2 separate regions of the Mus musculus genome follow, and region 1 is linked to region 2. Evidence: chromatin loops called from intact Hi-C (ENCODE). Cell type or tissue: heart. All regions are shown on one strand. Links, peaks and the distances in the headings refer to the core of each region. The heading gives the core; the rest is flanking DNA.

The links. Peaks named below come from ENCODE experiments on the same cell type or tissue, not always from the same donor. Only the 100,000 strongest peaks of a DNase experiment are listed, where the experiment ranks them.
Region 1: it touches region 2 in a loop (7-fold over the local background); 8 of 42 quality-filtered maps call a loop at or near these places.

The regions. Positions count from the first base shown.
Region 1 is chr14:51,020,579-51,036,105 of GRCm38, forward strand. No RefSeq gene overlaps it. Among named protein-coding and RNA genes, the nearest start is that of Rnase9, 14 kb to the right of the region's middle. In heart, for the core only: a CTCF peak has its summit at 6,336 (motif pointing right); a DNase peak (open chromatin) is centred at 6,343.
Region 2 is chr14:50,970,870-50,986,396 of GRCm38, forward strand. It overlaps the pseudogene Gm8518. Among named protein-coding and RNA genes, the nearest start is that of Pnp2, 22 kb to the left of the region's middle. In heart, for the core only: a CTCF peak has its summit at 5,976 (motif pointing right); a DNase peak (open chromatin) is centred at 6,002; H3K4me3 peaks cover 413 bases; H3K27ac peaks cover 570 bases.

The sequences.
Region 1 (15,527 bases), core at 3,324-11,323, 51 kb after region 2:
GAAGCTTTACCTAGCCTCCCGCTGTTCTCGTTGTTCTCGCCACAAGGTGCTAAGCTGGAGACTGTAGCTTCTAACCCCACAGCAACTCAAACAGGCAGATCAGCTAAGGAAGCAGAGTACACCCAGGATAGATAGCAAATGGTCCATAGCCTAGTTTCTGAGTGGAAACAAAATGGAATAGAAAGGACTCTTCAATCCCATTTATTCTAACCTAAGTTCTGCCCCATGGCTGCTTACCTCTGCTCAGCTTCCATACTTCTGACCTCCTTCATGCTCCCAGAGAAACCCTTTTATACTTGGCTCTATCCCAGAATCCATTTTGCCTACTGGATGTCCCACCTTCTATTTCCTGCCTCAGCTACAGGCCAATCAGTTTTAATTGACAGGTGTTGCATCCATACAGTGCACAAGAGATTTTTTTCTACAAGAGTCCATGCTGGGGCATAGAGAATGGGAAGTCAATATCCTCTTGTGGGACTGAGAGAATCCACCTCTTGTGTGTTTTTCTGGTGATCTGGCCAACCCAAGAAGATTTGGGTCCCCACAGCAAGAGGGCACAGGGGTGTGGGTCTTGCACTAGAAAAAAACAATGGACAATATAGGGAAATTGGTTGGAGTGGCTAAGATCTCCAGTCATCATGTTCAAGATGGCCACACACACACACACACACACACACACACACACACACACACACTTTCTTGAAGTTCCCCCTGAAGGTGACAGTCCCATCTGTTGAAGATCAGACTCTGGTCTTTTTTTGCCTTCTGTCTCTTTATGCTGCCTCAGAGGACTAACACCCACTACTTATTAACTCCAGTTCAAGCCTAAGAATCAGCACCTCTGCCCTCAGTAGCTTCAGAAATGGGGCCTTTTCTATGTATTCTATTCTACTTATTATTTATATCTTAGCTGTTAATTTTGCATTACAACAGATTGGGAGATAAACCCCACATTCCTCCTCACTTTCCTTGCTTTTAAAGCTGTGTTTCAGCTCACCTTTCTCGGTTTACTAGTATGGTACTACATGAACATTTTGGCATGTTTTTGTTCTGTGTTTTTATGGTGCTTTTTACGTGTTTTTATTGTACCTGTTTTAGTCTCCTTATGCCCTTTCTGTCTCATCCCTTCCCCAGAGCCTGCTTATCCAAAAGGAGTCAAAAGAAGAGGGAAAGGGAACTCGGAGCCAGGCAGGGATAGAGGGAAGTGAGCATGCAGACCCGTGCTCACATTGCCCACCTCACTGTCTCTTTGATCACTAACTTGGGGATTCAGAAGCCCACACTGCACTGCACAAACTAGGATAAAGATCCCTGCCTCCAGCCTCTCTGGAAGAACAAAAGCAAGATTTAAAAACCCCTTTCCTAACAAGAAAAAAAGCTACACATCCTGGAGAGCAGGCATAGGCTGAGAGAGCCCAGCAAACTCCAGGTGGGGAGGGGCCCAGAAAACCCAAGAAGGCATTTTCAGTGCCTATTTGAGCTCTGACTTATGAGTTCCTGTTTCAAAAAAAAAAAAAAAAAAAGAAAAATGATTCTTATCATTCCTTTCTATAGTTTTACAAAGCACATAAATAGGTCTGGAAGAAACGAATATCCTAAAGAGACATTTTTGTCTCATTTAATTGATCAGACTATTAAAACAATGGACTGTAAGGAAATGGATATTTCCCCCAGGAATTTCATGTTAAGAGAACAAAAAGCTGAAGGTGTGGTTTATCTCCCGTGGAAAGAGAAGTCCCAAGGTTCTGGCAACTTGTCAGATCACTTTACAGGATGAGACTAAAGCAAAGATACTGAGATGGGTCAGTGGTGGGCAAGACCACACTTTGACCTGCACTGCACATCTTTTTACTTGTTTGTTTTGCTTTTTTGAGATAAAGTTTCTCTGTGTAGCCCTGGCTGTCCTGGAACTCAGAGATCTGCCTGCCTCTGCTTCCTGGTTACTGGCATTAATGGTGTGGGTCAGGATTGGTTTATCTTCATCCTTTAGTTACACTGCAAGCTTTATTTCAAGAATTAAAACAGGTGTGAGATCTCATTGGATAGATAAATAAATAAATAAATAAATAAATAAATAAATAAATAAATAAATAAGATTTCATTGGATCTCTTTGTCCCTCATCCCAGTGTGGTCACACTGAATAAATCTCCTTTTTCTGCTTTCTACTATTATTTTGACTTTTTTATTTGGCTTATTGTGTGTGGATGGGTAGCTGAACCTAGCTTGGGGTTCAGGCTGTCACCCCAACATTGGGTAACAGCAACATTGTGTATTTCTTGGAGTTTATTACTGCCTTTAAGTTTCTCTTCCTCCTCTTCCTCTTCCACTGTAATCTTCAAATTCATGGATTCTCTTAGAGTTTCCTAACAAATTCTCTCCTTTTTGAGGGACTATGAGTTAGACAGACTCCCTGATAGGCAAGCACAGAGGGAAAGAATCCATGACTAGGTAAAGGATGGTAACAAGGACGATTAACTTGCTCACTTTCTTGACCTGAGACAGAAACCTGGCAGCTTCAAACAAAGGTCTTTCTGGCCTTCTCTCCAGCTAGTAAAGCTCCCTGCTGGTGGACTGGTTCAGGGCTTTCCAAGTTCAAGGCAGGATCAGTACCCAACAGTTGTGTACCAATCAGCCATTCTGCATGTTTTCACACAGAGCAACCACAAAGATCTTTCAAAGACATCACTCCATCCCCAAGCCTTCTAAGAGAGAGTGCAGTTTTAGGTTTCAGCTGTCCTTGGCTCCTTCAACCTTACCTAGTGTGTGTGTGTGTGTGTGTGTGTGTGTGTGTGTGTGTGTGTGTGTCTTTACCCCTAATTGAAGCTGTCTTTACTGGCTGATTCTGTCTGTTGTGCTCAAGGTCTGGCCCTCTTCCCCACTACTACCTGTGGCTCTCAAGACATCTCCTACCTTTTAATTCTTTGCCCATCAGAGAAAATAAATCTTTGGCTGGCAGAGAAAATGACCCAGATCCAGACCCCTAGACAGCAAGACTTTCACCAGAGGTTTCTTTGCCGTGGCCTCTGCCGGAGGTCTGCTCCACACAGTTACCCTGTCTTCAGTGTTTCCTGGATCTTCCTCCTCACTCCACCTGCCCACCGGTTTTATATTTCTTTTCTTTTCCACCCTCCACCCTCCTTCACAGTGCATCCCTAAGTTATGAGCGTGTGTGCTTAAGAGGAGAGGCCATGTTGGGAGTGACTTCATAGCTGAAAGTGCTTATTGCATAGTGAAGTTATTCTGTTCTACTTGAGAGACAGTTTATCTGTTTATGCCATTGCAGACTGGCAACAAGTTTCTGCCATAGAACTTTGAAAATGAATTGTTTTAAAGCCATTGCCACCCAGATGTCTGCAGTCTGTTGACAGCTGTTGTGAGTGGTGCTTTCGTTTATCTTGGACGCTTTTCTGAGGTTTTTAGTTTTCAGCTTCAAGGGTTTAGGTGGTATAGGTCATAGGTCAATGTAGTAAATTTTACTATAGAAACTCAAATTTTCAGGTATGGAGACCGGTGAGAGAGGTTCGGTGGATAAAAATGTTTGCAGTGCAAGCCTGACCAGCTGACTTCAGTCCTGGAACCTACAGTAGAACAAGAGAACTATCTTAAAAGTTGTCCTCTGACCTCCATATATGCACCAGGGCACATGTCTGCACACACAATAATAATTATATACATTTTTAAAATATCATGCCTGGGAACTTTTTGTTGGTAAATTTTCAAGTTTTGTATGCCATGGTATGCATGTGGAGGTCAGAGGATAGCTAACTTTTGGGAGTCAGATGAAACTCAGATGTTCAGGCTGATAGGGAAAACATTTGTCTCTCCTCTCTCTGGAACACAGTAAAAAAATATTGGTTTGAATGGATTGTTTTTTTTATATGTTCTTCTACATTCTAGAACTAATTTTTTTGACTGTATCCTAGACCCTAATAATAATTATATCCTCCTCAGTGTTTGTTTTCGAAGAATTTATTAATTTATTTTGAGATTTTTAGTATTTGTTTTATTATGTCAAAGACATATTTACACCACAATTTTTTTTTTTAAATTTATTTATTTATTTATTTATTTAATGTAAGTACACTGTAGCTGTCTTCAGACGCACTAGAAGAGGGCATCAGATCTCATTACGGGTGGTTGTGAGCCACCATGTGGTTGCTGGGATTTGAACTTCGGACCTTCGGAAGAGCAGTCGGGTGCTCTTACCCACTGAGCCATCTCACCAGCCCTACACCACAATTTTTAAGTCCTCTTCCTTGGTGAAAGCATTTCTCAGCTAGTAGTTAACACTAAAGTGTACTTCACTGGCCAATTCTTGGTTCTTAATCTAGTCTAGCCATTCATAATAATGACTTAGTCTAGCCATTCATAATAATGGTTTAGTCTAGCCATCTGGGTAATTAGCTTCTCTGGAGCTCAACAGTAAGACACTAATTACCATTGACACAGGCCTCAGGCTCAGTGATAATGCAGACAGCACTACTGATAAAGGTCTGGGACTCAACAAGTCATACAGTGGTCGCCACTGACATGGGTGTAGATCTGAAAAGAAGTACAGTGATCATTGTTGAGTCTGGGGCTCAAGAGTCATATAGTAATTGGCATTTGCTTTGAGACAAGGTCTAGCTTTATATCCTTGGTTGGTCCTGAACTCAAGAGTTTCCTGTATCAGTTTCCCAGTGGTAAGGTAAGACATACACCTCGTGTCTGATTTTCCACTGACTTTTTTTTTTTTTACATCTTTTTCCCCATGGTGATTTAGAGGAACTGTCTTGAAATCAGTAGAAACATTTTATAAACACTTGACCATTTTGTAGTCAGTAGAGTGCATTTGTTTCTCACTAAGCCACAGCCTTTCAGCAAAACAAAACAAACCAGTAAATTTAAATAAGGGAAGGTAAAATGAAATAAAGCAAAGGTTTGTGTGTGTGCGTGCGTGTGTGTGTGTGTGTGTGTGTGTGTGTGTGTGTGTGTGTGTGTGTGTGTGTGTGTAGTAGAAGATACCACTTTTCAATCTAAGAAAAACCCTTTCACAGCCTAGGTCTCCTGCTTCTGTTTGTACCTCTGTGAAGCCATGGATTGATGGGAAGGGGTTTCATGGATTGATGGGAAGGGGTTTCTGTAGCTCTGATTCTTTTTGTTAGTCCTCATAGTGCTTACAAGAGGAGCAGGCTGCCATTTTCCCCCTGAACCTGGGACCCTTCTCTTTGCCCCCTCTTTTTCCTCATCATTTTCCCTCATTTCTTTCAGAAAGCTGTATCAACCTTTAGAGAGTTTCATGTGCTTGATACCCACACCCTCTTGGCAAGAATCTTTCCCTCCCTTCGCCCGTTTGTCTGTACCACATGCCAGCAGCGCACTGAGCCACACTGTGGACTGCTCTAGCTTGGCATAGTGAAATTCACGGGACATTTCTTTCTGAACAGTGTCCATTCTCTTGATTTCAAGACTAACTCCCTTCTTCCTCAAGATACACACACACACACACACACACACACACACACACACACACACACACCTATATATATACACATATATACACGCATATGTTCACATATACACACATATATATACACATATATACATATATATACATATATGTGTATATATACATATATATATCACATACGCACACACAGAATAGCTCCATGTTTTTACAAACACATAGAGAACATGTTTCGAGAATCTCTCCTCTTCTCCCTCCTTGCTTGTCATTTTGGCCAACTACTGGAAGACAGTTGCTTTAGCCAAAAAACTGTGCATTTATTTAAGTGCTCCCTTTTAGACTTATGAAACAATAGCTCTCTAAGTAATGCAGGATATTTAAATGAAAAATTGTTAAGTTTATTTTCTAGTCCCTTGGACATCTCATTTATTTATTACTTTGTGGTGCTGGGGATTCAAACACAGAGCCTCACTCCTGCTAGGCAAATACTCTACTGAGCTTGACCCTAGTTCTCATGGTATGTGTATGCATCTCATTATATAGTTCCAAGTAGCCTGGAACTCACTTGTAACCCAGGCTGGCATATAACTCATAGAGTGATCATCTGCTGCTTCTGCCTCCAGAGTCACCATGCCTGACTCACTTCGTATTTTATAAGTGCTACCTGCAACAAATTATGTGGGCAATTAGTAAGCAAATCGTAGGGACTTTGCAAATAAAAACAGGAAAGAAAAAAATCAAGTATTCTTACCTTCCCATAATCTTGCTGCGCACCTAGCTTAGCCTTTTCTTTAAAACACAAATAATTAAATGTTGCTGATATGACACATGTGCATGCATGCATATGTATACTTGAAACTTTAAGATACCAGGTGCGGAACTGTTTATGATATACAGCACCAGGTGGCGCTAGTGTATCAGCCTTTAACTAACTGTGAAACAGCTTGGCTCTAACAGCATCTGTGTATCATGATTTCTTAATAAAGTTGAGTATGCTGGTACTGATGTATTGAAACTGTACTGAAAAGGCCAATACTTATAATTCCCTGGATGGTGGAATATGATTAGCTTTTATATATTAACTCTTTTTACTCTTTAAAGTGAAAATTAGTATTTAAATGATGAAAAATAATATTATATTTATATAAAAACAGTTGAATTCAAATTCATTGCTACAATAAATGTGCCTCAATATTTGAAGGGAAAAGAAATGCGGACAGCAAGGCACCATGCTTATTTCTCTGCTGCTATATTAAATTATTATTCCAAGTTATTATTACAATCAGATTTATATCACACTAAAAATGAGATATACTTTCTTCATGTCCCTTCTTCACATTTAAAGACCTAGGCCCTTTGAATTGCTTTTAAAGACTGATAATTCCCATTATTCTGGGTTATTAGTCAGTTGGACAAAGACTGGGGTTGTCTGGTAAGGCAGAGTCTCAGTTGAGAAACTGCTTCCCTCAGGTGGCCTGTGGGCATGTCTGTGGGAAATTTTCTTGATTAATGGTTGATGTGGGAAGGCCCCGCCCACTATGGGCAGTTCCATTCCTGGCAGGTGGTCCTGGGTTATACAGGAAGCCAAGCTGAGCAAGCCATGGAAGCGAGCCAGTGACCAGTGTCCCCACCATGGCCTCTGTGTCAGTTCCTACCTTGGATTCTGTCTTGGCTTCCCTAGGTGATGGACTAACATGTAAGCTGAACAAACCACTTCTTCCTGAGCTGCTTTTGCTTGTAACTGTGTCTGGCTTTCAGTTATCATACTGGGGAGTGTGGCAGTATGCAGGTAGACATGGTACTGGAGAAGGAGTTGAGAGTTCTACATCTTTATCCACAGACAGTAAGGAGGGGACTGTCCATACTGGGTGGAACATGAGCATATATATGACCTCAAAGCCAGCCTCCCCAGTGACACACTTCCTCCAATAATACCATGCCTACTTCAACAAGGCCACACCTCCTAATAGTGCCACTCCCTGTGGCCAAGCATCCAAACACAGGAGCTTATGGGGGTCATACCTACTTAAACCACCACCACATACCATTTCTGTGCCATTTTCAGGATTGGTGGTGTGTGGTGCGGTTCTTGGACTTGGCTATGTCTGCATGGTAATGTGCAGTTCCTGAACCACCTGGGTCTAGAAGAGAAACAAACAAACAAGCAGAACGTTGTTCTTGGTTTTTCAAGACAGGCTCTCACCATGGAGCCCTGGCTGCAAACAAGATATTTTTACTTAAATACATTTATTTGCATATTTATTTATTGTATGTGTGCATGTGCATGCTTGTATCACAGTACTGCTTAAGTATTCTTAGGGAGGTCAGAGAACAACTTGAAGGAGTTGGCTGTGTCTTTCCATCATGGAGATTTTGAGGACTTAACTCCAGTCATAGGTTTGGTGGCCAGTACCTTTATCTGTTGGGCCAAACCTGGCTCAGATCTTCCTGTTTTAATAGGGAATTAAAATGATATAGATACACCTTAATGTTTTTTCTCATCTAACTTTTTATTTTCCAGGAGCAACTACAGAAATGTTGATGATTTTCCCTCATCAAGTTCGTGGTTTTTATTAACAGTGCAGCTATCATAAAATGTGTGTGTGTGTGTGTGTGTGTGTGTGTGTGTGTGTGTGCGTGTGTGTGTGTATGTGTGTGTGTGTGTTATGAATTCTTAATGGTATATGGTAGCTAGACAGATATCAGCAGGCTTGAAAGTTGTCTTAGGGTTCTGTAGAGTCATGGAACTTATAGAGTGTCTCTCTATATTAAAAGAATTTATTAGAATGATTTACAAGCTTCAGCCCAATTAATCTAACAATGGGCAGCTGTGAATGGGAAATTCAAGTCTAGTACTTGCTCAGTCCCAGGACGCTAGGTATTCCAGCTGGTCTTCTGTATAAGCTGGAATTCTGAAGAAGTAGATTCCTACAAATGTGCTGGCAGGTAAGTGCAAGCAGGACTTCCTTTTTTCCATTCTCCTTATGTAGGCCTCCAGCAGAAGGTTTGGTCCAGATTAAATGTGTGTACCATCACACCTGGACCTAAGCTGTCCTTTACTTGGAACTTGTTCTGTCCAAGGCTGGCCTTGAACTCAGAGATCTGTTTGCCTCCGACTTCTGGGATTATAGGCATATGCCTCTTTGGTTAGGCCTAAGCTTTCCATGGCCACTATGCCTCAAGTTCTGGATCAAAAGCATGTGTCATCCCATGCCAAGATCCAGATCAAAAGCCTGTGCCTTCCAGCCTCAAGATCTGGATTCTGGGGTGCCCTCCATTTCTGGATTGTAGTTCATCCCAGATGTAGTCAAGTTGACAACCAGGAATAGCCATCACAAAAGTCATTGAGGATGGACCTCTCCTTCATAGTTGGCCATAGAGCCTGGTTTTCATTTCCATGCTAGTACTAGAAAGGAAAACAACATGGGGATGAAGCAATTGTTCAGCAGTGAAGAGCCCCTGCTGGCTTTCTAAAGGACTCTAATACAGTTCTCGAATAAATTTCACAGTACCCATATAGGTGACTGACAACCACCTGAAGCTCCAGCTCCAAGGAATCTGATGTCCTCTTCTGGCCTCTACAGGCACCTGCATTTACAAGCCCATAGACCCAAACATAAAAATAAACAATTTACTTTTTTTTTTAAATATTACCAAAAAAGGGAAGCCTCATAACTGGCCCCTTAAGATTTGAGTCAGCCCATAGAAAAGTTGAAGTTTCAGTGATTTGTTGAGGTCCATGAAGGGAAACCTACTTTTTCCTAGTCAAGGGAATAGATTCATAGTTCTGCCTTGGGCTCTGGGTAGAGAAACGGCACTCTGATACGCACCACAGATTAGAACATAGCATACTCTTGTTTTGTCCCTGAAGAGCAAATCCATCTGGGCCTATCAGTCACCTAGCTATGTGATCACCCTCTTGGGAAAGCTAATTTACCTGAAGACATGGCACAGAAATGGAAAGAATAACTGTAATATACTTATACCTTGCAGAAGCCCCTAGCTAAAGGACATTGCTTGCAGATCTTCAATTGCTAAAACTGCCTTCTTTTTTTTGTTTTTGAGTACTAATTAAAAAAAGACCATAATTTTAATTTTATTTCCTTCTGTTGCCTTTTAAGAATACAATCGTATAAGTTTTTTCAGAGTGTGATTCACAGAGGATGTCCTGCTGCCTGGCCACCACAGTATGAGAAATCTTCTGAAATGGTGTCCTGCTCTGTCAGTGGTCAGTACCAGCCAGTTCCCCAGCTTCTATTTCTCTTAACTGGTGTGCCTACACCTCACTGCAGCTGTTTAGATTATTTGTTGAATTTCTGATTGCTGGTTCCCCTACAAGTTATTCTCTGGAGACTATGTCCAACAGTATCTACATATTGTTTGTCAATTTGAGCTTGCTTGACTTGTAATTTTTTGATACAAGTTTTTGCTGTGTAGCCCAGGTTTCTGGTGCTGGGCCTTCATGATATTGTAAAAATGTGCTCTACCATGGCCTTATGTCTTTAGCTCTGACCATGAAAATTTAACTCTACTGTCACCATCTTCAGAATACTGAGATCACAAGTCTACATCATATATAGAGTAAAACAATTTTAGAGTGGTGTACCTCCTTTTTATGTTTAGGGGCTATTGAAGTGTGACATAGATCTTTGATGATCTTTGGACTGTTGTTTGAAGTAACTAAGCATGTCTCTCTTTTCTTGTAGATGGTCAGGAGAAAAGGATGAGTGTGTGCATAAATGGGGCCAATCAGAGTATTCCATACCTCCTACAGTATCTTCCTAGCCTCATCAACTCCATCCTTTGATCATACTTGTGTTATCCCTTCAAAGGTACTTCAGGTTCTACCAGGGAGGCACAGGACCATTAATTGACACTTCTGGGCCATCAGCCAGAGACAGAAGGCCCAGGGAAAACTTCAGGCCTGCCTATCATCAAGATTTTTCTGTTCACTAAACATGGAACTATATTGAAAATGTTCTGATGCCAATAAGCAACTTTCAATTGTGTGCACAAGAGAAGGTTTGGGGTCTTTTCTTTCACTTAAAATTATTTTCTTCAAAATTTCACAAGTTTATCTTCATTTTAAAGATGGGAAATTGATTGGTTAAAGCAAAATGTTAAGTTCATTGTTCTTAGTCTTCTAAATTTAACTCACTGGTTTTTTTGAGGCAGGGTCTCATTATGGTAGTCTGAAATGCAGAAATCGGCCTGCCTCTGCTTCCCAAGTACTGGAATTAAAGATATGTATCACTATGACCAGCAAAGGTAGATTTTTAAATTGTTGCTTATTTTGTTGACAGGATCTCACTTGGTAGCTCTTAATTTACAGACTTTATTATTCAGTTCATTAATTTAGTAGACATCTGCCCACTGTCCAACTGTAAAAACTGCTTCCCTGATGAGAGCTGAGATCAGTACTAATGTATAGTATACACATAAAAATTTAGACAGCAGCTTGGCACTATATCTCTTTAGAAAAACAGTAGTAAGTGTTTTGCCTGCATAAATGACTACCAAGGCGTAGCATAAGCTTGGAAAGGGGTTCTGAGAGAAGGTGTGTTTGAGAGAGGTGAAACATATGACTCAAATTCAAAATTGTGGGTTGCAAGCTGCCTCCCTCTATTTTGCTTGAGACAGCTTTCCAGATTTCTCTATGTTCTGCTTGAGACATTTCTCCAAGAAGTTTCTGTTTGCTGTTCTAAAAATTCTCTGGAAAGTTTATCTCTTGCACATCAAAAACCCAATTTAATTTACATATTAATTCAGTTTTTACCCCAGGTTCTATTTTGATTATCTCATGAATCATCATCCCATGACCCCAAATGCCATGATTTTTAGGAGGAACAGCAAACATTTTTTTTTTTAAACATTGCAAAGAAATTCAAAGCTCTGCTTGCCTCTGTTAAGCACAAACAGTAAGCTAGGTGGGTGAAATTAGCACTTTTACCACTGTTAGACCTAACTGTGCTCTGTCCCAAGCTGACCCTGAACTCAAGAATATGCCTACCCTTGTAAGTAAGGTGGGACATCCTGTGATTACCTCTCCCTGAGTCTCTTTATATCCTTCCTTAGTAGCTTTCTGACAAGTTGACTCATAGTTCAGCTGCCTCTGTTCCTTTAATCTGTGATGCTCCTTATATAATTCATATTGCATCCTTATATTTTATATAGCTATGGAACCATATATTTTTGAACTCCAGTTTTTAGTGTTCTTTCCCACAGCTTTCAGGGCTGTCCTGAAGGTCCCAGTGTTTACGATTTTGCTAAAGACCTAGACACACCATCAAATCCTAGACTCCTGCTGCTTCTCATTATCATGGGTTGTTAATGTTAACAGAGAGGACCTTCCTCCGAGGAGGAATATGAAAATATGTTCATTATCATACAAACAAGCCTTTTGCCCACAGCAACCACAGACACTTGTGGAGGCCCATGTCCTGCCAGCTCTGTTTCAGGGTCAGGAACCATGTCATGTTGTCCCTTACACATAGCCAAGCAAGACTCAACATATGGCTATGCACCACATGTATGCCTGGTATCCAGGGAAACCAGAAGAGGATGTTGTATCCCTTGGAACTGCAGTTACAGACAGTTGTGAGCTATCATGTTGGGACTTGAACTTGGGTTCTCTTGAAGAGCAACCAGTGCTCTTAATCACTGTGCTATTTCTCCAGCCCCCAAACTCTTTAAAATTATGTTTTTGTTTGATTGGTTTTGGTTTTCCTGCATCTTTGTTTTGTGTTTTGTTTTGTTTTGTTTTGTTTCTTTTTGTTTTGTGACATGGTACGTCTATGTAGTCTTGATGATCCTGCAACTCACACTGTAGACCAGGCTGGCCTCAACCTCAGAGAGCCACCTACCTCTGCCTCCTTAGCACTGAAATTAATGTTATTCACCACCACTGCCCAGCTTAAAATTATGGTTTTAAATTGAATTAAAGTATAGTAATTTTCCATGGAACTTTTCCTACATCTTTAGTGTTGGTAGCTTTCTCTGCCACGTTTGCCCTCCTCTTATCCTCATACCCCTACTGTCACGTAAGCTTCCTCAGCCCTAGTATTCCCACTCTACTTTTATACCATGTGAGTTCTAACATCCCCATTTTCTGATTTTCTCTTCTTCTTCTAATAGTTCTTTTTAGCCTCTTGGTCTTTACTGAAACTCCAGGTTACACATACTAATCTAGGAATTCAAAGTTGGATGAACATATAAGAGAGCATGCAGTGCTTGTCTGTCTTGGCTTTGACTACTTCACTCAGTTTCTCCTACTGTGGATCTGTAATATAAGTTGAAGTCAGATATTATGATAGCTCCGGCATTGTTTTCTGCTTAAGATTGCTTTGATAATCAGGGTGTTTTTTATTTCCATATGAGTTTTGATATTCTTTTTCCTAGTTTTGTGAAAAATATTGGAATTTTGGACAGGATTACACTGAATCTATACATTGTTGCTTAGCAATGCTTGAATATTCGTGATGTTCTGCAATCCATGAGCATAATAGGTCTTCCCATTTACTTGTGTCTTCTTTCAACTTCTTCAGTATTTTTTTTAAAGATTATTTATTTATTTATTTTATGTATGTGAGTACACAGTAGCTGTCTTCAGATACACCAGAAGAGGGCATCAGATCTCATTACAGATGGTTGTGAGCCACCATGTGGTTGCTGGGAATTGAACTCAGAACCTCTGGAAGAGCAGTCAGTGCTCTTAACCGCTGAGCCATCCCTCCAGCCCCCAGTATTTTAAAAAATGTATTGTAGAGGTCTTTTCTTCCATGGTTATGTTTATCTTTTATATTTTTTGAAGGTGTTTTAAGTGGGATTGTCCCCCCTTCTGATTTTTCCTCAGCACGTTCATTATTAGTATTTAGTGAAGCCATTGTTTTTTGTATTTTGCTTTTGTGTTCTATTACTTCTTTAGAAGTGTGTCTCATTTTTAAGAGTTTTCTGATTCAGTCTTTAGAGTCTCTTATCTCTGAATGTAGGATACTTTCAATTCTTTACATATTTGAGACACTTTTTTTGTTTATTTGGCATAGCTTGTGTTAGATTCACTATAGTTATTGCAGAAGCTACTTACAGAGTTACCTGTCTAAGGTCTTCATTAGCTTGTTGAATTTTTATCATTATAAATCATCTCAAAAGTCCTAGAAAAGACTTCCAACAGGTGAGGTATTAGTAGTCTTGATGTTGATTTCTCTCTGAAAATTCAGTGTTGTAGTTTGGCCATTTGCCAGTAAATTTACTGTAAGAAATCACCAAAGGTTAAGGAGTGGAAATGTGTACTGTTGGTGCAACTGTGTTGGCAAAAGACAAGATTCTAAAGAGACCCATGTGTCCCTGCCTTCAGCTACTTCTGAGCCAATAATTCCCAAGAAATTGGGATTTCCATGGAAGTCTCCTGCTAGAAGAAAGAAAAGTCTGGAATCCGATGTCACCTCAAGGGAGATCTGGTCTCTGAGGAAGATCTCACCCTGCTCTGATGATTTACACCACACTCTAAGAGAGACCAGAGCCAATGGAGTGGTGATGCTTGGACACATTGTGACCAGGACTGCTTAGTTATATGATTCTTTTTTTTTTTTTTTCTCTTTAACCCTAATCTCATGTCACAATTCTGAAGATGGACAAGGTAGGCTACCCTCTCTCTTTATTTCTTCATCTTCTCAATGTAGTTACAATGATTAATCTCTTTTCTCTGCCTTTCCCTAACACTGTCTGTTTAATGAGCTGCACCTAGCTTATGATGGCTGCTGGAGCCCACACTTTAATCCAAACCACTCTCTAAACTCTTTAGTCACTGGGAAAGGCTACCATGTCCATAGTCTAAGATCTGGGCCTAGTTCATTTTATCACTGCAGTCTTCCCTAAACTGTGGGGAACAGGCATTCTGCAAGTGAGGTATGAATCGATGTTCAGTGTCCATTTATCTAAAATTAAATCATAAATGTTCCTCCAATATCTTAGTTTAGAATAGATTTTGACAAATATATCCCTCGTAAAATCTGCAACAACCTATTAAAACTGAAGTGGACCTGCTGGAACAAATGTGAAAAAAATAATTGGCTCATCAGAATATAAATATAAAGATTTAAAGATTTGTCATTTTTCATCTGAATACTTAGAATATCACGACGTGGTAATGATTGAGAATAGAATGTGAAATAGCAGAAAAACCTAAAATGGCTTGGTTTCAGTTGATAAATGCCCAGGCTGCAATACCAAAACACTTTGTAAAGTGGCAGCTTAATTTGACCTTCTTAAAACCAGTGTATTTCAGTAAAACAGGAAGAGAGACTCTGAGACACTGGTAGTCTAAATGTTTGCTGTTTTTGAAATAAGAGTAGATAAACATGTTCCTGTGTTAACATTGTAAGTACCCTTGCTCTCTTAGGATGTATAAATGAATGCTTAGAAAACATGTACGTCTTTTAGAGTCCTGGTGTCAGGGAGCAGATATCCTCAAGTTGAAAACCTTATATTGGACACAGTTTATTTATTCTTTTGATGTGACAGGAGGCACTCCCAGGGGACTCTATGCTGATAGAGATACCTGCTTTGATCTCTTAAGGGGAACTTCATAGGGTTTACCAGCTTTTGTAATCTTCCAGCTGTAAAATCAGGAGGGGGATATGTACTCTCAAAGTCAGCGCAGATCAAAGAATGACTGTCCCAAATGGGATGAGTGAGTGATGTTTCTTTATTGACTAAAATGTCAAGTTTTGTATATCTCAAACATATGAGAAATGTTTGTATTTCTCTTCTGTTTTTTATTTTATTTTGAGATGGGATCTAACCATGCAGCTAACACTAGCCTGAAACTCTACAGATTGGATTCAGACTTACCACAATCTTCCTTAGCCTCCCAAGTATACCTGACATTATAAATATAACCCACCATAAGATGTTTTTTAATTTTTTATTAATTAAATTAATGAATTCATTGAGACATAGTTTCATGTACCCCGTGTGGGCCTCAAAGTAATTGTATAATTAAAAATACCCATCAGTTTCTGATCCTCTTACTCCTACCTGCTCTGTACTAGGATAACAGGCATGTGTCACCACTCCCAGTTT
Region 2 (15,527 bases), core at 2,460-10,459:
CACTCCTGGCTTTCTCAGCCTGCTTGTAGACCCAGAACCACCAACCCAGGGACAGCATCACCCACTGCTTCAGGGCCCTCCTTCTGAAGGTTGCAGTCTTCCTTGTCTGGACAGCTCTCTTGAGTTTGGAGCAAGATGGAGAATTCTCTTTTCTTAGCAGGGCTTCCTCTTCTCTGCCTGACCTGAGGAGCCCAACCCCCACATCTTCTACCCGAAGAATGGCACACAGTCCTTGGTGAGGTTCAACTTCCTTTTTCCTAATAAAAAGCCTGTTCACCAAGCACCTAGAATTCTTGAGATGCCTCTCCATGCAAATGAGGCATTCCTAGCACCCTAAGCTTCAGCCCATGGTACATAACCACTTTTGAAAATCCCTACCCGCTTCCCCCAAACTATATATCCTGTGACTCCGAATAAAGTTGAGCTGCCTCTCTGAAGCTGATCCAGGAAGTCTGTCATTTCTGTAGTACTCACAGGTCGGCTGAACCATGTTCTTCTGCTCTGTTCCCTCTGTCTGTGCGGGCCAGGAGCCAACAGACCCTGGGGAGAAGGGAGGACCACAGCCCACCATGAGCTGGACCCTTCCTTCCCCATCGATCACTAACTGAAAAAATGCCTTACAGCTGGATTTCATGGAGACATTTCCTCAACTGAGGCTTTTTCCTCTCTGATGACTCTAGTTTGTGTCAAGTCGACACAAAACCAGCCTACACAGGGACCACCAGGTTTCCTTGGATGCTGGCTGCTCTTCTTCGCTCACTAGTGGCCTGGAACCACTAGTATGCACTGAAGACTTACGAAGTACCTTTGTCCTTCATCTTAGACTTGAAAGCCACCTTTTAGAAAAGATGACAAACTAAGTCCATCTGTTTATGATTAGACTGCTCAAGGATTAAGCTAGGCCCCAAGTGTGACCTTGACTCAAATGGTCCTGTACCACCTGTTTCAGAAGACATGTCTTTGTTACAAAATCATCTTGCAACTCAACTTTTGTTTCAATTGTTATTACCACCTGTTGCCACAACTACATTGTTACAACCACCCTGCAATCATATCTTTGCTTCAGGAGGTCATTATGACTAACTTTCTATACTTATGTGCTGATCCTTGTAGCCCCCACCTATTTTACCAGCTAAATCCTCCATTTAGAAACTCCGTGCCCCTGAACTATAAAAACCGAGCCTTCCTCATATACAATGCTAACCTTTCAGGCATAAAAAAGCTTGCTCTAATTAATTGCTTGCTTTAATTAATTTGGCCATGATGATTGGGGCTGGTGGTTTTTCTCCTCCCATCTTTGAGATTAAAGGCCCTAAAGAAGGGCTCTGGCCGCTTCCTCCTTGCTTACAGGACAGTTAATCTGATCAAAAGAGACTGGCATGAGTTAGGGATGTGACTCACTGATAGAGTGACTACTTAGCATGAAGACTTGGGTACCATTCCAGTCCTGTGGAGCAGAGCTGGAATTGGTACTCATTTTTGTATCAGTTGATTTTGTTCCCTGACTTTTGGATAAATAACTGTTTAACCTGGTTCATTTTTTTTTTCAGAATGTTGTGATCCATCGCTAGTTTGCACCTACTACAGAGAATGGAACCTATCTCTAAATGGAAACATGTCTTTTCCATTAAGGTTCAGCCCCATGGAATAGGTTTGGATACCTGGCTAGGGGACCAGGTTCACCTTAAGATAACGTGCTTTCTCTTCCCAGAACCCCTGGTGCAGTGCCTAGGAGCCACCAAGAAGTTACCCAAGATGCAACTATTTCCCTTCCCTTCCCTCCCCTCCCCTCCCCTCCCCTTCCCTTTTCTTTTCCCTCCCCTCCCCTCCCCTCCCCTCCCTTTCCTTCCCTTCCTCCTCTCTCCTTCTCACACCCTCCTCTCCCTCTCCAAATATTTATGTATTTTTATTCTATGTATGTTAATTAACTGAGAACCACACGTCATGGAACCAGGAGCTTCCCTACCCCTCACCCACCTTCAATGACTCAGTGACAACAGCCCTGCCATCACTAACAACCAATGTGGCACACTTCTACCTTTGATATATTTCCCTATGCACTTGCTCCATTCCTCCCCACCCCCATTAAGCCCACCATCACAACCTGGTCAGCGGTCACTTCCATCCTCACTCAGAGCAGCCACTTTGTGTCCCCTCCTCCCCTAAGAAATCTCTTGTGTGAGGTTTGTTTCATGGTGTGATTTTGTGGTATTCGTTGGCACAACATTCCACCACCCACTACCTCCTGACTGCCAAGATACCCCTTTGGCACAAATGAATGTGAATTTCAATGTGAATGTGCTTTTTACTTCTAGGTATGTCTGTGTGCCACATGCATGCCGGGCGCTCATATTGACCAGAAGAGGGTGTTGGATCCAATGGAGCTGGGATACCTGGTTGTGATCTGCTATGTGGGTGCTGGAAATAGAACTTTTTTTTTTTTTTTTGAGACAGGGTTTCTCTGTGTAGCCCTGGCTGTCCTGAAACTCACTCTGTAGACCAGGCTGGCCTCGAACTCAGAAATCCACCTGCCTCTGCCTCCCAAGTGCTGGGATTACAGGCATGTGCCACCACTGCCCGGCAAAATAGAACTCTTTAAGAGCAACAAGTACTCATAACCACTGAGCCATCTCTCCAGGCCATGTCCTTTTTTTTTGGATGGTGGCTAGTGCCTAAGCATGCTTTCAAAACATCTTTTTCTAAAGGTTCCCCCGCCCCCCCCCCCCCACACACACACACACTGTGTGGCTGCCAGGTAGCTTTGGTGGCCTTATCTTAAGGCTTTGGTTCCTTTCCTTTTCCTTTCTTCTCTTCCCTTGCAGGCAGCTGTGAGATTTCACAGCTCACCTGCCCTAGGGTTTTTTCTTTCAAACTCTTAACAAATCCTTAAGCTTCTGTTTGACTCTGTTCTTTGTCCTTGAGCTTCTGTCCGTTCTTAAGTTCTTTTATTAATGGAACTAGGAGTCCCAGGAAGGAAATGCTATTTCCCGGGTACCATACGATCACTCTGCTTAGGGTACCTAGAATGCTTCATTAGCATGGGGAAGCTTTTCAGGAATCTCGCATGCTGGCTGAACAGGTTTTGTCAGGAGAAAGGAAATTGCTCCTATAGGCTAATTGAGGCTATTTGACATTCCTCAAGTAGAGGTGAGCTGGGGAGATTGCTCTTGCTGTGAACTGGACTTCATTTTAACATGCACATCAGACAGCTTACAAATGCTTGCACTTCCAACTCCATCGGTTCTGACACCTCTGGTTGTCTTAAAAACCTGCACTTATATACACATACTCAGGCACACATACATACACATATTTTTTTAATTAATATTCTTTTAAAATAGAAAGTTACAATGAGATAGCATTTCACTGTGGATGTGTCTCACTGCTGCATTCGCCTAGACTCTGAAATCCATCCTTATCTCTGAAAGATGAGTACCCAGGAGATAGCATTTCTACTTGCTAGAATGGCTGTGATAAATAAGACCAAAATTAACAAGTGCTGACACAGATGTCAAGAAACAGTGCATTCCCTGTTGCTAGCAGGACTGAAAAATGGTTTGGCCATTTTAGAAAGCAGGTTGGTAGTTCTCAAATGTTTAGCACAAGGTTCGGGACAGATGACACAGTGGACTAAGAGTATTGGCTGCTCTTCCAGAGGTCCTAGGTTCAAATCCCAGCACAGAAACAATGTTTCATAACCATCTTTAACTATGCCTTGAATCTCTTCTGGCCTATGTGGGCACTTTCGGAATGTGGTGCAAAATTCCATATAAATAAAATAAAATAAAATAAAGCTCGGCACAGGTATGTTCTTAGCTACATCTTTTTCGTTTCTTGTGCAGGTAACTATGGGTCAATGTGCTGAGCTGAGTTGAGTTAAAGATGCACCAAACCTGAAAGAAAAGAATTCCAGAAGACTGCCCTGGCCATGGCAATAAAATGTGTTTTAATAGGTTCAATGGCATCTTTGGAAAAATAGCCCCATGCCTATTATATTATTGTGTGTGCTCTATTTCATTCTGGGGTTAAATGAAGTGAGAGATGGGAGGCTTGTGAAGTAAAAACTTGCCTGTATATATTCTGTTTTCTTTTTCTTTCTAAGACTGTTGTACGTCTAAGGTTCAGATACTTGAATGCTTGGATCCCGGTTGTTGGAGTATTTAGGAAGGATTAGGATGTGTGGCCTGCTGGAGGTGGTGTGTCACTGAGGGTGGGCTTTGAGGTTTTACAAGTCCTTGACAGCTCCAGGTTCACTTTCTCTCTGTTTTCATCTTGCAGATCAGATATAAGTGCTCAGCTACTGCGCGCCAGCGCTGTGCTTGCCTACCTGCTGCTGTCCCTGCCTGCAGCTGTCCCTACCTGCTTCTATCCCTAACTGTTGCTGTCCTTATCTGCTGCAGTCCCTACCCGCTGTTGTTTCCTCCCTGCTGCTGTCCCTGCCTGCTGCTATGCTCTCCACTATTAAAGTCATGGATTAACCCTTTGAAGCTGTAAGCAATGGCAACCTGAACTAAGACAAGGACCCAAGTTCAATCTCTGCACCTCATGGTAGAAGGAAAGAAACAACTGGAGAAAGTTTTCCTCTGATCTCATATGTTCCATGACACACACACACACACCTGCAATCATAAAATGTACACAGGACAACAACAACAACAATAATAAATTTACAAAAGAATTCCAACACAATGAACATTTATTAAGGCCTTGCTCTTTTTCCAGCTTTAAACCCACATTTTCTAAGAATATTACCCTGAATACTATTCTTCATAAAAGTCACTTCCAAATCATTTATACATCTCCAGTGGTTCCTGGCTTTGCTTTATCAGATTATTATTCCATTAGTGACCCCTCTGGAGCCACTCATTAAAAAGAAGTAAGGGATAGAAGAGTGACGGCTTACTGATTAAGGATATTGGTGGTGGTGGCAGTGCAAGCCTTTAATCCCAGCATCAGGAGGCACAAGCAGGTGGATCTCTGAATTCAAGGCCAGCCTGGTCTATAGAGCAAGTTCCAGGACAGCCAGGGCTACACAGAGAAACCCTGTCTCAAAAAACAAACACACACCACCACCACCAACAAAAACAACAAACCAACACAAACAAGCAGCCAAACAAACAACATCAAGAGTAGTGGCTGCTCCTCCAGAGAATAAGGGTTTGGGTTCCAGCTCCTCCATGGTGGTTCACAACAGTCCAGTTCTAGGGAATCCAATCAGCGCTCTTTCCTGGCTTCTGGAGGCACCAGGCAAGTTCTTGTTGTATAGACGTACAAAATACCCATAAACATAAAATAAAATCACACACGTGCATATGTGCACACAAAGTACGAAGGGGAGAAAAAAAATCCTAGCAGCCTTTTCAGATGTCATTTGAAAGCCACCAAAATGGCACACATAGTCACTGCTAAGACATTTATGGCAGCTCTCCCTTGAGACGCTCCTGCCCACACTTGAGAATACCTTATTGTTTCCCCAGGCATGTTGCTTTCTCTCAACATCCACGTTTAGAATCTGAGATTTAAAACATCGTTTACTAGACTGCAACTTATTTGAGAAGCGCATGTCCACGCTCTCATCATGCCTAAGGACTCTTCCTCTGACTGCTCCCCTCCCTCCATTTGAAATAACAGCCCCTTTCATACTGACTCGTCCTAAATTCTGCCCCACCATCTCTTTGAACCAAGGATCCAGTTTTGCTCAAGACCCCTAAAAGATTAAGAAAGCTTCTCAGGCTGCTGTGTGACAGTGTGGAGCTGTACCTCTGGCCCTGATACTGCTCGTATGAGAGGCACAATGCATAAAGTTGTAAGTCGAACTGTGTGCGGAAAGCCTGTGCTATGCAAACGAGCCCAAGGGGATGGTACAAACTGGCCGGACAGTTTTCAGGAAGGAACTCTGAAATCAAGCAGTTCTGATTCTTAAACTTGTCCAGAGATCAGAAGTGTACTTAGTTATGTCTTAGAGGCAAAGCATTCCAGAAGAGAGCGCCCTAGTCCCGTGTCTGATTTCTTGTTATCCTCCTCTTTGCCTTTTACACAACAGAAGTGAGCACAAAAGGCCCCTGCCTCCGGTCTCCTACCCCACCCCCTCCCCCTCAGCCTGGAAACTATTTGTGAGGATCTGACTGAAACGGAGAGGCTCCTGGACACCTTGCTGGTGTGTCAGCTGTCCCGATGAGCTGCTTCTGTACCTCACCCTGTTTCTGCCATCACTCCTGTAAAAACGGTCCTGTTAGCTTTCGAGGAACTGGCTTCTCTTGGATAGGCGCTGTGCCATCTTTACTTCTCTTAAGTTCTTGTCTGTAAAATCTTATGATAAAATTCCTTTCTAAACTTGCCTCACAGACAACAGTGAATTTTACTCTTGGAGCTGGTGAGATAAGGAGAAGTCACTGGGGTCTCTGCCATTCTCAAAGATCCCAATTTCCCCCATTGTACATGAACCAACACTTTTCTCTTTTTTCTTGTCTTCTCCTTTCCTCCTCCTCCTCCTCCTCCTCCTCCTCCTCCTCCTCCTCCTCCTTCTTCTTCTTCTTCTCTCTCTCTCTCTCTCTCTCTTTCAGACAAGGCCTAAGCTGTTGGAATTAAAGGCATGCACTACCATGTGGGGCATGGATCAACCATTATATATTTTCCTGATTAAACTTTGCCTTCATCATCTTCCTCTTTATGCCCTCTGAACTCTGAATCAAGGGTACTCGGGCACCAGTCTCCATCTCTCCTCTCCAACATAAGCCTCTTTCACTTCTCCCAGGACTGTACTGAAAACTCATGAAAAGACGCCAAGCCTGCAAACTGATTGACCGATTAGAACTGTAGAGAGATCAGAATGTTGCAGGTCCAGGGGGCTCATTACCTTAGCTTGGGCTAAGTTCTAGCTACCACCCCAACCTCCAGAACAGCATTCCTTACCCACCTCTGTCTGAACTAATGACATGTTGCAACTAGCAAAAAAAAAAAAAACAACTTTAGAACTCTATTAACTTAGCAGACCACTAGCTTCCACCAACCCAAAAGCTAAGAATGTGGGTGGAAAGATTGCTCAGCAGTTAAGAGCGAACACTGACTGCTCTTCCAGAAGTCCTGAGTTCAATTCCCAGCAACCACATGGTGGCTCACAGCCACCTGTAATAGGATCTGATGCACTCTTCTGGTGTGTCTGAAGACACAAAATGTACTCATATAGAAAATAAATAAATCTTAAAAAAAAAAAAAGCTAAGAATGTCATCAGATAGATCTTGTGTTCACAGGAAAGCTTCTCTCATCTCTTTGTGCCTATCTCTCTGCTGTCCCACCAATGTGTTTTTTTTTTTCCTACTAAATAGAGGTTTATTTGCAGAAGTTGAAAAAAGCTCAGTTTGCATACATATGTACAGATCCCAGCTTTGAGCCACTCGGGGTGGTGGGCACCCTTGGGCGATGAACAGGTCACACCAACAGAAACTGAGACTCAGTAGGTTGGCTCAGTTCTCAAGACCCAGAAGTACTGGCCAGCCTAACCCCCTCCCTGCCTGAGACCATCTTCCCACAGGATGTGTGTGCTGAACAGATCAGATGGGACACGGAGAACTTGTCAGTCAGAGTTACAAGCCTCTTGTCCGGTGGTGGCGTCCACTGCAGAGGCCAGGCTGTCCTCTTGGCCTTTTAGCCGCTCACAGATCAGCTCTGCAATGGTTCTCTGGGTCCGCTTTTCTAGCTTCTCTAGCTTCTTGGCCACATCTCTCTTGAGATCCCAATCAGGTTTCCGGGGTGCCAAGTTGGCCAGGTCCACTTCCTCAATGACAGGCTCTGGCTTGGCTGCCTCCAGCTGCTCCTTCACCTTCTCCTCCACTGCCACTGGTTTGGCCTGGGGGACCCGCCTCCTCTTCAGGTCTTCATCCTCTGGGACATAGTTCCTGAGCCTGAGTCCCCTGTGCTTCCCAACTTCCTCTCCCTCTTCTCTGAGCTGCTTGGTCTGTGGCTCCCCATCTTCCCTGTCCTTGCGCCCGGTTTTCTCCCGGAGGGCCTTCAGCCGTTCTTTCCGCCTCTTCCTCTAGGCGGCCCACACCGGCAGGAGCAGCCGCCATCTTTTCGGAGGCCCCCCACCTCCCCCACCAATGTGTTTTAAACTTGCTTTGATTTAAGGCTTTCTTTGATCTGTGAAACTATAAAACTTCATGAAACTGTTTCCACATTGGAACATGGAATTTGGGGGTGACATAAATCATTGTGTCCAGGCTACAATGACTTAAAGTAGCTGTGCCATAACTATCTGCTGTTCATTTTAAGATGAGACCTCTGGGTTTTGCCATTCTCTCTGCCTCCTTTCCACCCTGGCTAGGGCCCAGGAGAAATCGGTGATGGTAGGCAGTAGGAACTTAGAGGAGAAGGTTGCCCAGGGCTCACATCCTGAGACTTACGAGCCTCTGCCAGCATTTACTGTGTGGAGGTGCGGGAACAGGTTTCTTTTCTCTACCAATGAAATAATTAAAAGGCAAACCAAGTCTGAAAGTCAACAAGAGACAAAGTTTGTTCATTCACTTTTTTAGAGTCTAAAAGAAAAACATCCCAAGCTGTAGATCTCAGTAGCTGCCCAGAGGAAAAGTGAGAATAAAACAGAAAAAGCCATTTGAGTTAAGCTGGTTTGGAGGTTAGCCACATGGCAGCAGGCAGCTTCATAGACTGAGCAAGGAAAATCAAATGCCTGGGGAAAAGCATATTTGGTAAAAACACAACTCAACAACAACACACCAAAAACCAGTAAAAAGGAAAAGTTGGAACATTCTGAGTTAGGACTAGGCCAAACCTCACCAAGACATGAAAGGAGACCCAGACTCCCTCCCTCCCTTCTAGCTCCTGCAGTTAAACTTCAGTGCTGGGCTGGCTGGCTGGCCTCCAGTCTCAACCAACCCCTTCACTGCTCACTGTCCTCTTGGTTGCCCTGGGTGCCTTGTTTTGGCAGCCTTGCCCTTGTTTTCTAAGCACCTCTCTCAACCCTCCACTCCCAGATGACCTTCCTGAATGTCCTACAAGGAAGGGAGTGCCTTAGACTGTTTACATTTCAACAACCCCCTCACTGCTTTCACCCCCACCCCAAGGTATTGTCCCCAGTTCCATTATGTAGCTCTGGATGGCCTGGAACTCACAGAGGTCCATGTGTCTCTACCCTCCTGAGTGCTGGGATTAAAAGCAAGGGGTGTTAACCCCAAAGATTCAAGGAGAAAAATCACCCACCCAAATCATCATGGGCAAATTAATCAAAACAAGCTTCTCAATTCACGTATACTGGCTGCCTCTCCCTAAGTTGGGGTTTAAGAGGTCAACACTGGACATGGGCAAGATAAGGGTTTTTATAGTTCAGTTATAGGGGATTTCTAAATGGGGGATTTGGCGGGCTAATGGGCAGGGTTACAGGAACAGCATAACAAGTGGTCATAACAATGTGGTCATACGAAGGTGGTCATAACAACCTTTTGAAAGAAAGACATGGTTGGCACTTCCTGGAGCAGGCAGTACAGAACCATTTGTAGTTAAGGTTACAGGTGAGGCATATCCCAGCCCTTGGGAAACAGATTTAATCACAAACAGGAATGAACCTGTTTACTATACGATGGCTTTTAACCCTAAGATGGAGGTAGGCTGGTTCATAACTGTCATCGCACCTGGCCCACATTGATTTTCTGGGAATGTTGGAAGGTGCATTAAGAAAGGAAGGAGATGCTACTGAAGAGTAGATACACTCTACAGAAAAGAACTTGAAGGGGCTGAAGAAGAGCTGGCCATTCTTCCAGAGGACCTAGTCTCATTTCCCAGCATCCACATGGCAGCTCACAGTCTCCAGTCCCAGTATTTTGACCTGTATAGGTAAAACTCCTATGCCTATAAACATTTTTTTTAAATAATAATTTAAAAAGTTATTGAATAACTTTCTGACGTGTTGCCGGGCATGGTGGCGCACGCCTTTAATCCCAGCACTCGGGAGGCAGAGGCAGGCGGATTTCTGAGTTCGAGGCCAGCCTGGTCTACAGAGTGAGTTCCAGGACAGCCAGAGCTATACAGAGAAACCCTGTCTCAAAAAACAAACAAACAAACAAACAAACAAACAAACAAACAAAAAAAAACCTTTCCGATGTGTTGACTCAGGGACTAGAGAATTCCCAATTAGGCTTTATGGAGAAGCTTTTTACCTGTGATGTATAAAATATATCATTTCAGATCAAGTCATCCAAAACATTGGGGTTGGGTTGATACACACAGCGGGATGTCAAGGTCACTGACTTGCTACAATAAGTACATATTCATAGACCTCCATTCCTTTCCACCTGCTTCAGGGTGAGATCCAAGAGCTGCATCTGTAGGAGTGAGGACTGTGGCAGGTTCCAGAGAAACCTGCAAGAGCAACCTTGTAGTTAACCAACTGAGAAATTCTCAACTTCAATCCAGCATTTCAGTAAGGCTGACCTCAGGAGATAGAGGCTCTGAGTGACTCAGATGATAGGAGGGGGCAGGAACCTCACAGGAGCAAGAGAGGTTTGTGGGTAGAATCCATGTACTAAGAGGTGCACTCAGGGGTAACAGAAGCCGTTTGTTCTGGTAGAGCAGTTTAAAGGGCTGTTTTGCGTGGGCAGTAGTTTAGGCAGGAAGTGTCTGGGGGAGGTTCAAGGAACTATTGATTCCCATTGAGAAATGTGGTTTGTAAGTGGCCTATTTTATTAAAGCCCAGAAGCAAGGGTATAATGAGGAGCATCAGACAGACAGAAGAATAGGTCTTTGATGTCACGTTCTATATAAAAATATTATACGGTTAGGTTACCAAGGCAACATATATGAATGTAGAACCATTTAAAATATAACAACAGAAAGAACCCATTCTCCCAGCCAAATATACACTCTTACTATATATATAGGTGGGCTTATGGTAGATGTTGTGTAGTTGGAGAACAATGCTTCACACATATGTCATTGACAAATATATATTGTCCTTATCTTAGGCTTTGTAAATGACTCCTGAGTGGCTTGTTGACCAGGAGCCCTGGAAGTGCATAGACTTCTCAAGGAAAGGGCTCGTTTTGTAGATTTTTATCAAATGCCTCGACAATCATCCTTGCCTGACCAGAGCACGTAGCAGTTTAATGAAGAGAACACATGTTGCTCCAGCCTGAAATTACTCCTGTGATGACTCTTTGTGTGGGGGTGGGGTGGGGATATGACTTGTAAATGGAGGAGTATTTATATCTTGACCTGAGTGAAGGTTGTGGTTTTTTGTTTGTTCGGTTGTCGTTGCTTTGCTTCTGCTTTTAGTTTTTGCTACAAGGCTGGCTTCACCCACAGAAAACAGCCTGCCTCTGCCTCCTGAGTACTGAGACACTAAAGATGTGCACCACCATACCAAGCTTGTTTTGGGGGGTGGGAGGGAAGTTGAGACAGGGTTTCTCTGTATAGCCCTGGCTGTCCTGGAACTCACTCTGTAGATCAGGCTGACCAAGAACTCACAGAGATCCCCCCCCCCCCCCAGTGCTAAGATTAAAGGCATGTGCCACTGCCACTGGATAGATATTATCTTTTATTTTACCTGACTGGTTGATTCCTCCCCGAGGAAGAGGCAGAGACTTCTTTACTATTAGTAACTCTCCCCTCACTGTATTTAACATTATGGCAGCCAGTGAGTCTATTTGGCCCTGGAGGGTGAGGACAACCTGAGCTACCCGCTGGAGATTCTGGATAAACCGAGAGGCAAACTGATAATTGATGGTTAGAGAAACAGTCAGTCACCCTTGTATGTTAGGAGGTGGGATAGGTGCCGAAGACAGTAGTGGATGACCTGAAGGTTAACCATTCTGATTTTCATATAAGAAGTTTGGCTGTAAGCTGGGCAGTGGTGGCACACACCTTTAATCCCAGTACTTGGGAGGCAGAGGCAGGCGGATTTCTGAGTTGGAGGCCAGCCTGGTCTACAGAGTGAGTTCCAGGACAGCCAGGGCTACACAGAGAAATCCTGTCTCAAAAAACCAAAAAAAAAAAAAAAAAAAAGTCTGGCTGTAACCAGAACATTTAGATGAGTCCCCATCTTTGGATAGTATGGTCCAATTTTTTCGACAAGTATGTAACAGAAGCAAAAAACCATCACAGTTGGCAACCCAGGACCCTGAGGATGTATCCTTTCTTCTCTCTAACATGGAATGATAAGGGGTGACCTAGGGTATCTCTTACCTCTCTGACATGGAGTGAGAAGGTATGACCCAGGACCCTGAGGACACATCTCTCCTTCTCTCTGACATGGAGTAAGAAGGTGACATGGAGTAAGAAGGTGTGACCCAGGAACCTGAGGGCATATCCCTCCTTCTCTATGACTTAGATAGAGAAAGGGTGACTGTGGTGGTTTGAATATGCTTGGCCCATGGGAAGTGGTACTATTAGGATGTATGGCCTTACTGCAATAGGTGTGGCTTTGTTGGAGGACATGTGTCACTGTGGGGGTGGGCTTTTAGAATCCTATGCTGAGGCTCTGCCCAATATAGGATGAGAATATCCTCCTGGCTGTCTGCAGAGGACAGTCTCCTTCTGCTGCCTTCCACTCAAGATGCTGAACACTCAGGTCCTTTTCCAGCATCATATCTGCCTGCTCGCTGCCTTGCTTCCTGCCATGATAATAATGAACTGAACCTCTAAAACTGTAAGACAGCCTCAATAAATGTTGTCCTATATTAGAGTTGCCTTGGTACTGGTGTCCCTTCACAGCATGAAACCCTTACAGTGACCCAGGACCCTGAGGGCATATTCCTCCTTCCCTATGACACAGAGTGAGGAGTGAGTCAAATCTGGAAGGTGTAGGGCCAGGGCCTGGAGGAGGGCCTGCTGAAGCGTATGAAAGGGACTAATAGTGGGTATAAGAAGGGGTTCATGTGAGGGGCCAAGGGATACCTCATATAAGGAGTAGGCAAGAAGAAAGAAAGCAGGGATCTAAGAGTATAAAAAGTCAACCATCCCAAGATAAAGATAAAATTTTGTACTTACTGGTGAGTACAGAAAATGACCAAATTAAATGTTTCCTATCAAGGGTAACGGCCTTGTGAGTTTCAGTAATAACTAATCCCAGATAAGTAACCTAAGAGGTGGACAGCTGAATATTAGAGGGTGAGACCCCCGTATCCCTGGCCATACAGGAAGTTTTATAAAGTAGAGGTGTCAACCTGGCAAATTTGCAGGGGTGGACTACAAAGAATATTGTCTATGCATTATATAAGCTTGGATCTAGGAAGAGACAGAGGGAATAAGTCAGAGGCTAGAGACAAATAGATGTGTGCTGTCCCAGAACCCCTGGGGTAAGACAGTTCAGGTGACTTGTGTGGAAAGTGAGTATCTGGGTTAGTCCAAGCAAGGGCAAAGATGTTTTGTGACTGGGGGTTAAGAGGAATAGAAAAGAAGGCATTCTTGAGGTCTAGGACAGAGAAATGAGAGGTCCCTGAGAGGATGATGGGGAGGAGAGTATTGGGGTTGGTACTATGGGGTGAAGGGGAACCATTGCTGAGTTATTAAGTCGGAGATCCTGAATTAAGAAGTAGATTCCATTGGTTTTTTAAAAATGGCGAATATGGGAGTGTTAAAGGGGAAAAATGTGGGGCACAGAGGCCTTTTCTATAGAGGTAAGAAGAAAGAAAGGGGGGAGGGGAGAGAGAGGAGAGAGGAGAAAGGAGAGGAAAGAGAGAGAGAGAGAGGAGAGGAGATGAGAGAGGAGAGAGAGAGAGAGAGAGAGAGAGAATAGATGAGAGAAAAGAGAGAGGATATTAAGCCTGGGTAATATATTTGTTGGGATTTTGTAATTGAATGATGAGGAGGATGACTTTTGGCTATAGAGGAATTTTGGGTGTCCCATACGTGGGGATCCATCTGGAGGCCAATAAAAGGAAAGATGTGTTAGGTTATGTGGTTTAGAGGAAGGGAGAGGGAGGAGGAGGAGGAGGAGGAGGAGGAGGAGGAGGAGGAGGAGGAGGAGGAGGAGGGGAATGGTCCTGGGGTCAAGTAGTTTGGGAAAGCAAAGGAAATAAAGGCTACCACTTTGGCTAAGGGGTTTCTTCCCAGCAAGGGAAGAAGGTGGGTTGGCACCACTGGGAAAAAGAAAGAAGGATACCCTTAAAGATACAACTAAGTGGTGGGGTTTGGTGAGGTAAGCGAGGCTGTCCCTCTACCCCAACAATAGGGGAACAACAAGAAGGAGAGGTGGGTCATCAAAACTTCATCAAGTTTGGAAAAGTGGCCCCAGTGTCCAGAAAAAAAGGAGATGATCACCCCAATGTTGTGATGACTGCCCAAGGCTCCCGGTCAGAGATGAGAGTGGTCAGGCCAAGGGAGCCCAAGACCCCTCAGTCATTCACTGTCAGACCTAGAAGGTAGTCTGGAAGACAATCTGGGCTGGATGTCTCCATGCTGTGAGGGACATGAGGACAGTCAGCAGCTCATTGTCCCTCTTGATAGCCTGAAGACTCAGGCCCAGTGACCCTCCTGACAGTATCTGAAGCAGGCATCCAGAGGTTCTCAGTCCTTGGGAGCCTGCATAGCTGCTACAGCCAGCTGAAAGACCTTAGCTAGTATCAATCAGGTATTGCTCCTCTCTCATGGTACACCTTGAGAGCCATGGCTTAAAATTCTGCTTGTGGAGTCAGGAGTCCTTCCACTAGACTGTCAAGTTTGGCCCTAATACAAGGAGAACTCTGTGAGAAGTAGACTATAAGGAATTGTTTTCCATCTAGGCTCTCTAGATTGGTGTATTGTAGGAGGGCCTTTGTAAGGTGGTCTAGGGATTGAGATGGGGTTTTGTGTTTTTCCTGGGATTTGTCTTGGACTTTTTTCATAATTTACCACTTTATGGGAGATCTTATGAAAACAAGCCAGGAGGCAAATTATCAATGAATTCCTGGCTAGAATGTCCCCTAGAGGTGTTATAATTCATAAAACAATCTAGTGCCATTCATACCTAAAAGACAACTGAATCCCCGTAAAACTGAATCCAGTAAGCAGAGAAATAAAAAGACACAGAGAGAGGAAAAATTTGAGCCCTGGCTTGTAGACAGAGGACACTCCAGGAGAGAGTTGAGAGATGCACCAGCCAGCAAGAAGTGTGTGCCAGTTGTGTGCTCACAGCTGCTGGTCTATTCCTTTGCTTTTCTCCCCTTATGGAGAGGCTGGCTGCCAGGTCTCACTTTCTAATAAATGTACAGATCTGTTAAAGGTAACTAAAAAGACAAGACATTTACACAATGTGTGTGAATGGAGACCAGACAAAGAACGAACATAGCTAGCGGGCAGAGAAAAGGGAAAACATGAACATATGGAACAAGGCTCATAGTATTTGTAAGAGCCCTGAATAATATTGGGATCTAGGGTGCCATTAGGCAGCCATTTGGACTGATTATCATGGGAATATTGAGGCCAAATTAGATTGCAAAGATGAACAAGTTTAGAGACCTTCAGGTTGGTTGTCAGGTATAGAGGCTAGAGGTTTTCTGAAAGGCTTCCCAAAGGGGAATGGGAGAGTATGGAAGATGCTGTT